2 separate regions of the Homo sapiens genome follow, and region 1 is linked to region 2. The links are chromatin contacts, found by Hi-C or POLR2A ChIA-PET in ENCODE. All regions are on one chromosome and are shown on one strand. Each heading gives the region's core, a stretch centred on a gene start or an enhancer-like site at or near the end of the contact. The rest is flanking DNA. Distances are from core to core; before and after follow the strand shown.

The links. Hi-C counts contacts between places; a loop is a spot of excess contacts on that map. ChIA-PET counts read pairs that join two places held with the same protein, here RNA polymerase II (POLR2A). Pooled maps may share reads with other maps.
Region 1: a loop to region 2 is called in a map of dorsolateral prefrontal cortex, with 5 times the contacts of the local background. The contact joins the enhancer-like site here to the promoter of GMPR in region 2. A Hi-C loop is called at or near these places in 37 of 168 maps with a recorded cell type or tissue (CD8-positive, alpha-beta T cell, K562, MCF 10A and 22 more), 15 of 37 single-sample maps with no recorded cell type and 38 of 50 pooled maps. POLR2A ChIA-PET finds 5 or more read pairs at or near these places in 6 of 52 experiments (B cell, BJ, HCT116 and 3 more).

What each region holds. Positions count from the first base shown.
Region 1 is chr6:16,329,215-16,335,118 of GRCh38, forward strand. The region is part of intron 6 of ATXN1 (ataxin 1); the gene reads right to left. Among named protein-coding and RNA genes, the nearest start is that of GMPR, 94 kb to the left of the region's middle. RefSeq lists an enhancer at 2,884-3,178 and a silencer at 2,884-3,178. Within about 2 kb of position 3,042, at least 9 of the 41 ENCODE cell types and tissues checked have a DNase peak (open chromatin) inside an H3K27ac peak, as active enhancers do; they include B cell, PC-3, PC-9 and 4 more, where a contact is called at or near this core.
Region 2 is chr6:16,234,549-16,240,260 of GRCh38, forward strand. GMPR (guanosine monophosphate reductase) reads left to right here and starts at 4,039. Exons shown (of 9, transcript NM_006877.4): 1 at 4,039-4,232. The coding sequence starts at 4,146. RefSeq lists silencers at 3,822-3,921, 4,042-4,141.

The DNA of each region.
Region 1 (5,904 bases), core at 1,792-4,291, 94 kb after region 2:
GAGAGCATGACACCAGCTGGACCCTGCCCTCAGAGCCAGGCACTGAGAAAAAGCAGGTTAGCAGTGAAAGTCCAGAACAGTCCTTGCACTCGATTTCTGAATCCTCATCTGCCAGAGCCACTACTCTCCAAGATTCCCCTTAGCTCTGGGTCCACACTGGACCTACGATTTCCTCTCCCTAATACACACACACACAAACACACACACACACGCCAACTCAGCAGAGGCCGCCAGAAATAATCCTGTTCTCTGCAAGTTTCAAAAGAATTCCCAGTACAGCCACTCATATGATGACGGAGTGAGACTGTTAAAAACCGAATTTGATTATGGTTAAAAAACCCAAATACCATACAAAAATAGGGCTAGTGCACTGAATGTTTTCTCAGTGGGTTACATGCTTGGTTTGTCCATCTCTCTCTTCCTTTTCAAGTTGTCATTGAAGTTCCCCTTCACACCGTCCCCTTTCTCATTGGAAAGTAACAACTCGCCATTAACACTAGAGACGACAGCTCTTTCAGACAAATCAGATCAGTGTGTTCAAACCTGGACATACAAATGGTGACCCTGGAGCCAGTTCTTATGGTCAAGTATCTCAGTCTCTTACTAACCACTGAAGTCTGAGTTACTGCTGCTGTGTGGGCAAACCAATGCCCAACAGACAAGAGGCCAAATATCAGTGGAACTGACATGACCCAGGCTAGCAAGCAGCGGATGTGATTGCTTCCACAGGTAGCAGCTGTAGGTATGCACAGTGCAACATGCTGTGATTCTGAGAGCTGTGGGATTGGGCTTTGGGAATTCCACACCCTTGGGTTTTGGTATCTCACATCCAGACCCTCTTTTCAATGATCTGATTTTCTTTCTTTCTTTCTTTCTTTCTTTGGAGAGATGGGGTCTTGCTATGTTAACCAGGCTGGTCTTGAAATCCTGGCCTCAAGAAATCCTCCTTCCTTGGCCTCCCAAAGTGCTAGGATTCCAGGCATGAGCCACTGTGTGTAGCCAATGATCCGATTTTAAAACAAACACAATAAAGTAGCGGCCTTCAGCATTCAATCCTTGTCCATGTTGGAGCAACACTGAAATCCCTACTGAAACATAACCCCCTTTCTCTACTCTGCCCCCTACTTTGTAACTATTTTTTAGAGGGGGCAATGATTTTTTTCCTTCCTTCCTTCCTTTTTTTTTTTTTTTTTTTGAAAAGGTCTTGCTTCGTTGCTCAGACTGAAGTGCAGTGGCGTGATCTCGGCTTGCTGCAACCTGTGCCTCCTGGGCTCAAGTGATCCTCCCACCTCAGCCTCCCAGGTAGCTGGGACTACAGGTGCACGCCACCACACCCGGCTAATTTTTGTACTTTTTGTAGAGGTGGGGTTTTGCCATGTTGGCCAGGCTGGTCTTGAACAGGCCTCAGTGATCCACCCACTTGGCCTCCCGGTGCTGGGATTACAGGCATGAGCCACTGCAGCCAGCTTGGAAGGGGCAATGATTTAATGGCCCTTATTGGTTTTGCTCCAACATCATCAATGAACATCATAATGAAATGACAAATGATACAACAGAAAGTTCTCAATCCTTAATGATTTTGATCAGATATCTAGGAAGGTGCAGGTTTAGAAATTTGGTGTCTCGATATCAAAGGACATTTCAGTAAGAATAGAATTTCTCATATGACAAGAGAGGCGCTTAAAGACTGGGACGGAAATGAAAAATAAGGTTAAAAAAACCCTAAAACACTTATGCTGAAGAAATGAAGTGTTGAAGGAGTAATGTCACTTATTTACTCTCGCAACCCAGGTGTTTTTTTTTTGAGATGGAGTCTCACTCTGTCGCCCAGGCTGGAGGGCAATGTGCCAATCTCGGCTCACTGCAACCTCCGCCTCCCGGGTTCAAGCGATTCTCCTGCCTCAGCCTCCTGAGTAGCTGGGATTATAGGCGGCTGCCGCCATGCCTGGCTAATTTTTGTATTTTTAGTAGAGGCGGAGTTTCACCATGTTGGCCAGGCTGGTCTCGAACTCCTGACCTCAAATGATCCACCAGCCTCTACCTCCCAAAGTGCTGGGATTACAGGCGTGAGCCACTGCGCCCTGCCCACCTAGGGTTTTTGTAAGTGACAAATAACTGTGTTCTGTACAGCCTTCCCTTGTAAAAAGAAGTTCTAATAATGAACTTTTATCTTTAAATTTCAAGACTCACTCTTAAGAAAGGGAATGCCAAACGCTCCCACATTTCCATACCAACGAGCAAGGAAAACTCATGCGTGAGACCTACTCAGAGAGAACCAGTCCATGCGCCCCCTGCTGGCCCTCCTGCAGCACTGATCCAATAAAACCCCACAGGGTTTCATGAGGGATATTTATGCAAGAGTGATGTGTCAGAATGCAAAATGAGAACATTTGCATATAGTAGGCCCAGCCAGTAAGGGAATAGGTTAATTAGCCCAAGGCAGCACTAGGGAAGAAAAAGCAGCGGCATAAAAGTCCTTTCAAAGCCAAGTAAAATGTCAAACACATTCAGGAAGGGTCTATTAGCAATGCAAATGTAACATTGCCTGTACAATTGAATGCACAATACACAAAACTAGAAAACTCCTCTGAAGGTACTTCTTTAGGAAGCCAGCTTTCGTAAATTTGAAAAAGAATGCTGACTTGGTTCTCAGTAGTGCTCAGGTTTAATTATACTGTTTATTTGAGAGACATCGGCTTAGTCAGCCCTGAAGACTCACTGGACTGGTCTTCTGCGAAATGATTGCTAAGACATATTGGCCTTAACACACAAATCCAAATTTATTCTTCTGAAAACTTATCCATTGATAAACAGCATCTTTTCCAGAGATTGCCAATGAGAAATCAAGGACACAATGATTAAGACAGCAGTTGCAGCGAGCTGGGGCCAAACCGATAAAAGTTTCCACCCATCCTCCTCCTACATTTAGGGCTATTTACCAGTGCAGCACGGAGCAGACAGGGCTCTCTAACGCTGAGGTATGTGTCCCTTCTCTGGGCCCCGTAAGCTTTCAGTACTGATAAGGGGAAACCCACGGGTAGAGATTGGGTCTTGCTGTATTTTCAATGAACCACCAGAGGGCGCCCCAGGATGGCACCACATTCCTGGTCTATCGGGTGATCATGGGACTAAACAACAAAGAAGTAACTTATGAAGGTGGAAAAGTAGATTTGGAAAATAAGGAAGAGAGAAAAAGAAACGAAAGAAGAAAAAAGAAAAAAGGAGAGTGGGATTTCTGCTCTTAGAGTCTCTAGTTGCAGACAACTGGCCTCTGTGTCCTGAATTGCCCTCCCAGGGGACCCCCGAGGAGTTTATCTCTGGAAGCACCTGCCACAACAAAAAGATTTCTTCCAAACATGGGGCCATGCACAATTATATCAATGCCAAATTACCAGAGAGCCACATATGCAGATCGCACTGTTTAAACATTCCTATTGGAAAAGGGAAATTGGAGGGAGAGTTAATAGATGAATCAAGACAAATGTATTTAGAGTTTGCTACCCATGGTTTGCCTGATAATCACTGTTCTGAATACATTCATCTTAAGCCGCTTTAGAGCTACATTAACTATCTCTCTATCATAATTTCTAAATTTAGCCCAGTGGTATAAGGCTTTGCTAGTCGAAGTGTGGTCCTCCGACCCGTGACATCAGCATCCTCTGCAAGTTTGCTGGAAATGCAGACTCTCAGGCCCCACCCAGTCCTGCATTTTAACAAGATATCCAGATGATTCTATGCACAGTAAGGTTTGAGAAACCCTAGCAGCTATCCGATTAAATTTTCTACTGCTAAACTCTTAAGCAAATTAAACATCTCTAGCCTCTTCCTAATGGAGCAGGCACTGGGAAACCAAACTAGGTGTTGTACGTAAACACAGAGTTGATGGAGCCTCGGAGATAAACATCTAATATTTAGGTGATGCTCCACTGCTTCCTCTGGGGTCATCTAAACCTAATACGGCTGCAAATAACAAATGCTGCTTTTCTTCTGGTTCTTTACACAACTGCAGAGAAATATACTTTAAAAAGGCTATTATCATAAATTTTATACACAACTCAATCATTCCCAGGAAGAAAAATGAAATTTAACAAAGGAAGCTCCACACTTCTTTCTTTGCTATAATTTCATTTCGAGAAATTTTTTGCTATTACCATGGATTCAGACTGCTTGGGAAGTGATAGGAAAATGAGATGCTTCTGTGCTAGGGATGTGGGGAATATATGCCCACTGACTGCAAGTCCAGTAAATAGCAGCCAACTGCTCAGAATGGAAGATGCTCTTAGAATTTGATATATAAACTCCTAAAAATACATCTTAAACCTAGGGCAAGAAAATGGGTTGCTTTTCCTACACCCCCAATCCTGTGCTTCTCAGTTTGAATGAACCCATGGCTGCCTGGCCTGTATATCTATGGACAAACAGGGCACGGTTTCAGCTTTAAAGAAGAGGAAGAGCAGGCTGATGAGCTTGTGCCAGGACTGGAAAAACTACGTATGCAAACACTGAAGAGGGCAGAATACCTGGGTGTGAGGACAGAGGTTACTTGGGCATGTCAAGGATTCTCAAAGTGCTGACTCACCAATCTCCTTCCAGCTTTATTACATCACTAAACTGGAAGGCCTGTGTGGTGCACTGGCAGAAAGCACTTCATTTTGGCCAAGCATTAAAAACAGGTCCAAACCCGACATGCTTGGAGTATCTAGAATGGAGAAAGGTGGATTGGATGATAGCTATAATTAGATGCCTTTATGGTTGACTGAACAGGCATGCCCCCAAAGTGGATCACACATTCATTCATCAAACACTCATTCCGTTTCTAGTATGTATGACGGGGACCTCAATTGTTCAATGTCAGTGTGAAGCAAATGGTATGCCAGAACTCTATTTTTAGTTCTGTTCTATTCAATACTAATACAGTGTTTTGGTTATCATATTTCGAAGTAACAGAAGGCTAGAAGGGATATATGTTGCGAATAAGATTCAAATATATCTTAAGAAGCCGGAAGTGATGGTACCAAACCAGGAAAATTAAGATCAATGAGAATAAATGTAAATGCCTGCCCTTGGTTTCAACAGCTCAATTAGCCTACTAGCAGGGTTGAAGAGATCTGGTTTAATAATGGTTTCAATGAAAGAGCCCAGAAAGTTTTTGTTTGACTATACACTCAATATGAACAACCATTTGGTAGGGTTCTTAAAAAGTATAGTAATTATAACCTTCATTAAAAAAAATATAATGTTCAGGCTGGGTTCAGTGGCTCACACCTGTAATCCCAGCACTTTGGGAGCCCAGGAGCTCAAGGCCAGCCTGGACAACATATCGAGATCCTGTCTCTACAAAAAATAAAAAAAATTAGCTAGGCATGGTGGTTTGCATCTGTGGTCCTAGCTACCCAGGAGGCTAAGGCAGGAGGATTGCTTGAGCCCAGGAGGTTGAGGCTGCAGTGAGCCATGATTGCTCCACTGCACTCCAGCCTAGGTGATAAAGCAAGACCCTGTCTCAAGAAAAGAGAAAGAAAACAATGTTCAGAATAAGGGAATAAATACTGCAACCATAGATGGCACGGGTAAAGCCACAGTTGAAATCCTGCTGCAAAGGCACGTGGGAAGGATGGGGCATGTCTAGGGGGAGTGATCAGTTGCGCAAGAGGTCTGGAGGCAAGCAGATGAGTAACAGCTGAGACAACTGGGAATGAGTGCCCTGGGGAAGAACAGAAAAAGCTGCAGCATTAGGAAGCAATGAGAATGGTTAAAAATGGACTGGGCTGCCTCATGAGTCAGGGATCTCTGGGTCACCCCAAGGGTCAGGATAGAAACTCAGGGATATGGGGTAGGGGTCCCTGCCCTGGTTGGGTGTTCGAACTACTTACTCTACATTTTTTTGCCATTAGGAACATTCTGAGA
Region 2 (5,712 bases), core at 2,789-5,288:
TTGGCCAGGCTAGTCTCAAACTCCTGACCTCAGATGATCTGCCTGCCTCAGCCTCCCTAAGTGTTGGGATTACAGGCATGAGCCACCTCACCCGGCCCCTTAATCCATGTTGAGTTGATTTTTGTATAAGGTGAGAGATGAGGATCCAGTTTCATTCTCCTACATGTGACTAGCCAATTATCCCAGCACCATTTGTTGAAAAGGGTGTCCTTTTTCCACTTCATGTTTTAGTTTGCTTTGTTGAAGATCAATTGGCTGTAGGTATGTAGGTTTATTTCTGGGTTCTTTATTGTTTTCCGCTGGTCTATGTGCCCATTTTTATACCAGTACCAGCACCATGCTGTTTTGGTGACTATGGCCTTATAGTATAGTTTGAAATCAGGTAGTGTGATGCCTCCAGATTTGCTCTTATCCCTTAATATTAAATACTATAATTCTGAATTATCAAAAAGCCTTTAATACTTAACTTTATTTCTGGGTTTTGAGAGATACTTATTTACTAAAAATAAACCATTTTATCACTTCACATAATTTTAGTTCACTGGTTAATTCTATTAAATATTTAAAGAACTAATCCCAAGCCTACACAAGCTCTTTCAGAAAACAGAGCGTGGAACATTTCCCAACTAATTCTATGAGGCCACTATTACCCTGATAAAGGCATCAAAAGAAAAGAAAACTACAGAGTAATGTCCCTTATAAGCTCAGATGCACAAATCCTTAACAAAATATTAGCAAATAGGATCCATCAATACAAAAAAGGATTATGCACTGTGACCAAGTGGAATTTATCCCACATAATTTTGGAGGTTATCTTCCCATGTAATTTTGGGGATAACCCTCCCCTCCCATAATAAAATGTTAATAAATTGAACTCTGGATATCACTTATGGCTTTGTCTAGACAGTGAAAACTTTAACATAAAGTCATTGTACTGATGGGAAACTATTATTGTTGTATTAGAGTAATGAGAAGCAGAGGATGTTGAAAGGAGTCTCAGTTGGTGTGGGAGTGGAACTGCCCTATGTGTTCTTCTTGCCTGCTGCATAGATAGAGCCAATTTACTGAGACAGCATTACTGCAATACAGAAAGAGTTTAATAAATGCAGAGCCAGCTAACAGGAGACTGGAGTTTTATTGCTCAAATCAGTCTCCCCAAAAATTCAGAGACCAGGCTTTTTTAAGGATAATTTGGTGGGCAGGAACTAGGGAGTGGGGAATGCTGATTGGTCAGGTAAGGGATGAAATAATAGGCTGTTGAAGTGGGTTTTCCTTGCTGTCTTCCGTTTCCGAGTGGGATCACAGAACTAGCTGAGCCAGTTTACTGGTCAGGGTGGTGCCAGCTGGTCCATCAGAATGGGGGGACTGACTGAAACATATCTCTAACACCAATCTTAGGTTTTCAATAGTGATGTTATTCATAGGAGCAACTGGGGAGGTTGGGAATCTTATGGCCTCTGGCTACATGATGCCTGAGCCATGATTTGTAATCTGTAGCTACTTTGTTAGTTTTACAAAGGTGCGCTGGTCCCCAAGCCAGGAGGGGGTTTGTTTTGGGAACGTGCTGTTCTCATCTTTGTTTCAAAGTTAAACTATAAACTCAATTCCTCCCATAGTTAGTTCAACCTACACCCAGGAATGAACAAGGACACCTTGGCGGTTAAAAGCAAGATGGAGTCAGTTAGGTCAGATTTCTTTCACTGTTGTCATTTTCCTATGTCAGATTTTTCTCACTGTCATAATTTTTGCAAAGCCGGTTTTAGAAGAATCAGGGACTCAGGCTGACTCTAACAGGAGTATGATTTTGTGTCAGAGAAGAGGGCAGTTATAGAGGAATGTTCCAGAGGGAGAGGGAATGGAATGTGTAAAATGAACTTCTCTGTCTATTCTAATAAAAGGAGGGCTAGCCAGAAAGAAAGAGAACCAGAGGGAAAGAGCAAGGACAACCTACAGAAGCTTCTCCTTTAAGACCATGTATGAAACAATGAATAAAGCCCTCATCCACGCTGGCAGATGCTTAACAAGGTCAGTTTCTCTTCCCTTTAAGGATAATAATTTAAAAATAATCATACCATCTAGTAATTATATTTTACCTCTATTTAATCTTTAAAAGATCAGAATTAGGTTTCCTTTCCGTACTTCACAAATAAGCAGCACATCTGGCCAGCTCCCAAGAATTCGTCAAGGGTTATAAACATTGCATGGGCTGGACTAATTGTGGCTACTTTCATTCTCTCTGATAAGTTTCATTTCCTTCCCTGAAACTTCATGAACTTCCTTTGGGGTATAGCTAATGAAACCATGTGGGATGGGCTGAGACCTTTATCATCTTCAGACATTTGTGTTAAATTGAATATTGTGATGTATCTTTTATGGTCAGCCTTATCACATGCTAGCTCAAGGAGAACAGTTGCTAGCTCAGTTCGAGGCTGCAGAAAAATGGAAGAGAATGAAAGATGATTCTTGCCTTTGTGCAGTTAGCATTCTAGTTTGAAAATACAAACACAATGCACATAATGTAACATGTGACTACAAATCTGTAACTACCATGCATTGAGCAACTACTATGGGACAGACATTGTGCTTACATAAACACACACACTTTAATTCTCACAAAAACCAGGGAGGAGATAGGGTTAACCCCCCCTCCTGCCCCCACCCCTTTTATGAGAAAACTGAGACTTAGAGAAATTGACTCCCCTAAGGTCACCTAGCTAGACAGTGGTGGAACCAGGTTTCAAACTCAGGCAGAGATGTTCCAGGACAAAAGCAGCTTCAGTGAATAGTTGTAGCAAGTTTTAAGGACTGAGAAATTTATATTGAATTTTTCTGCGGCCTTAGGCAAGTTATTTCATTTATAGAAGCCTCGTTTTTCCTTATCTGTGAAATGGCTCTTTCTTCATTGGGTTGTTCTGAGAGTGAATGAGATGATGCATGAAGCCCGGCAGCACATTTCAAATGTATAATAAAAGGTCGGTAAGGTCAATAAGTGAATCAATGAACTCACATCACTGGTAACCCCTCGAACTCACATCACTGGTAACCCTCAGAGGGGACTCAGGCTCCTCAAATCTCAGGATCTGCGTCGACTACAGACCTCACTGTTTTTCTTAAACAAAAATCCTGAAATCCAGGCTGGGCGCAGTGGCTCACGCCAGTAGTCCCAACACTGGGAAGCTGAGGCGGGAGGATTGCTTGAACCCAGTAGTTCAAGACCAGCCTGGGCAACACAGTGAGACCTTGTCTCTTAACAACAAGTCCAAAGGGAATCATGGCCTCCACAATCCCAGTACAGCTAAACAGTTAACTGCCCACGTTCTTTTCCTTAATTCTATACAACCTCCCTGGGGTTTCTGGTTCTTTGGCAAGTGAGAGACGTGCTCCTCAACACTGGGTGAGCACACCGGGCTTGAATTTTAAAAAAGGAGAATCCGCCGGGCACGGTGGCTCACGCCTGTAATCCCAGCACTTTGGGAGGCCGAGGCAGGCGGATCACTTGAGGTCAGGGGCTCGAGACCAGCTTGGGCAATATGGTGAAACCCCGCCTCTAGGAAATAATTTTTAAAATAAGCTGGGTGTGGCGGCGTGCGCCTGTACTCGAGGAGGCTGAGGCATGAGAATCGTTTGAGCCCAGGAAGTCGAGGCTGCGATGAGCGGCGATAGCGCCACTCACTCCAGCCTGAGCGACAGTGAGACTGTCTCAAAAAAAAAAAAAAAAAAGTAAAAGCTCTCAGGGAGCGACTTTTCCCTTGGATAAGGCAGCCACACGCTAAGTCCCCTCTCCATCGGGGACCCTGGGGACAAACAGAACGGTGCGCATTTCCCTCCCCCGTCCCCATTCGGTCACTGCCACGGGCTGTACACCTGAGGGGGAAGGACGGGGGCGGCGGCGCGAGGAGGAAGGGCTTCGCCGCCAATCTGTCCCTAACCAGTCTGCCTCTCAACCCCTGCCTGAGGCGGAGGCGGTGCCCGGGGCGGGCCAAGCGTGACCGCGGGTCGGCGGGGCGTGTTTAAGACCGCGGCGTGCGCACCCGGCCCACGCCAGCTCCCGGCCGCGGCACAGCAGCCCCGGCGCTCCCCGCGCCGCCCCGCGCAGGCGCCCCCGCCCCGCCGTCGCCGCCGCCGCAGCCAGGAGCCGCTGCACCATGCCCCGCATAGATGCGGACCTCAAGCTCGACTTCAAGGATGTCCTGCTCCGACCTAAGCGGAGCAGCCTCAAGAGCCGAGCCGAGGTGGGGGACGTTCGGAAGTCGCAGTGGGGTGGGATTTTTTTTTCCGGGTGGCGCGGGGCAAGTGGGTGGAAGGGGGTGGCACCGGGTTACCCTGCCTGCTTTGGTGTTTGAGACTGGGGCGCTGCGCCCCCGTTCCCGCGCCCCAGCACCTGCCAGGACGTGAGGTGTCTTTAAGGGCGGTGATACGGGGGCCCATGAAATTCTCTACACGTCGGTCCCGTTGGGTGGCCTAGGGGAAGTTCACAGTGAAACTCGACCACAGATGAGCGAGATCCAGTGGCCAGTTGGTTTAGAAGGAATAGGGGTACGAGGGCGCTTATAGCAAGAAAAGGAAACTGGAGCTAGGGGAGAGAGGACGAGAAAAACAACTGCAGATCCCGGTGATTTTTGGCTGCGTCTCCTAGTGCTGATAATTGCTGCTGCTTTCGCTTCGGGTCCAGCGGTGGAACTTCGTGAACGCGTCTGAAAAACCAGAACCCAGGGCACAAGTTCAGGGTTTCCTTTCTGAGTTTGGCGGCCTTGCTGGCAGTGGGGCTTGGGGACTCAGCGGTACTGGACAGCCCGCGGTCCCAGCCTAGCCCTGGAGAAGAGTTTCGAAAGCTTTGGGGTGAGAGAGGTGGGGGCGAATTGGAAGCCTCGGGCATTTCCCTGGTTCTGCCTGGATGTCCTCAAATCCTAAGGAACAGGTGGAGACCGGACTGGAAATAGCCTGAGGCTGGGGGAAGGGAGGCCAGTCCCTGAAGGATAAACTAGTTGCCTGAAAGGCAGAGTGCCCCGGGGTGGTGTGCGCTGGTGACTGGCTTTGCTGAGAGCTGGAGAGGAAGGTGAGGAAACCGGACACGGTTGAAGGCTGGGGCTGAAGGAGTAAACACGAGGAGGCTGGGCCAACCTGCACAGCTCCGTCCACTCAGCTCCACAAACAAGACCATAAATAAATCCCCTCAGCAAAGAAGTCCGCTGCCCACTCCGGTGCCAGGCCTAACTGCAGTGCCTGGGGCTGCCAGCCGAGGGCTTGCTTGGATTGGGGAAGCCTCCGCGTTAGCCAATGACTAAACCAAGTGGCCTTCTGTAAGCAGCAGCATTGGCTGGTTTGGAGCCCGGCAGGACTGGAGGACGTAGGGGAGGAATGATTAAAACTTATCGCCCCAGATTGGGTGACCCTGTGCCTGTCCCTCATGACCTTTCAGGTGCTAAAGAGGGGGCCTCTCTTGGAACAAAAACAGTTTGGAGGGCAGGCCTGGGCCTCTGGAAGCATGAGCTGTAGCCAATTCCTAAGGCAAGACCAAGATGAAATAGGGGGATTCTGGATGTGCTAATAATTTGGTGGCCTCAATATTCTTTAAATATTCAAAATGTATTTAGAAGAGAGAAACTCATTTTTCAGAAAATTGGATGTTCAAAACAAAGATATACCTATTTTCTGAACCAGAAAACATGTTGAGAAGGTAAAATATTGAACATTAATGTAATAGGGCCAGGC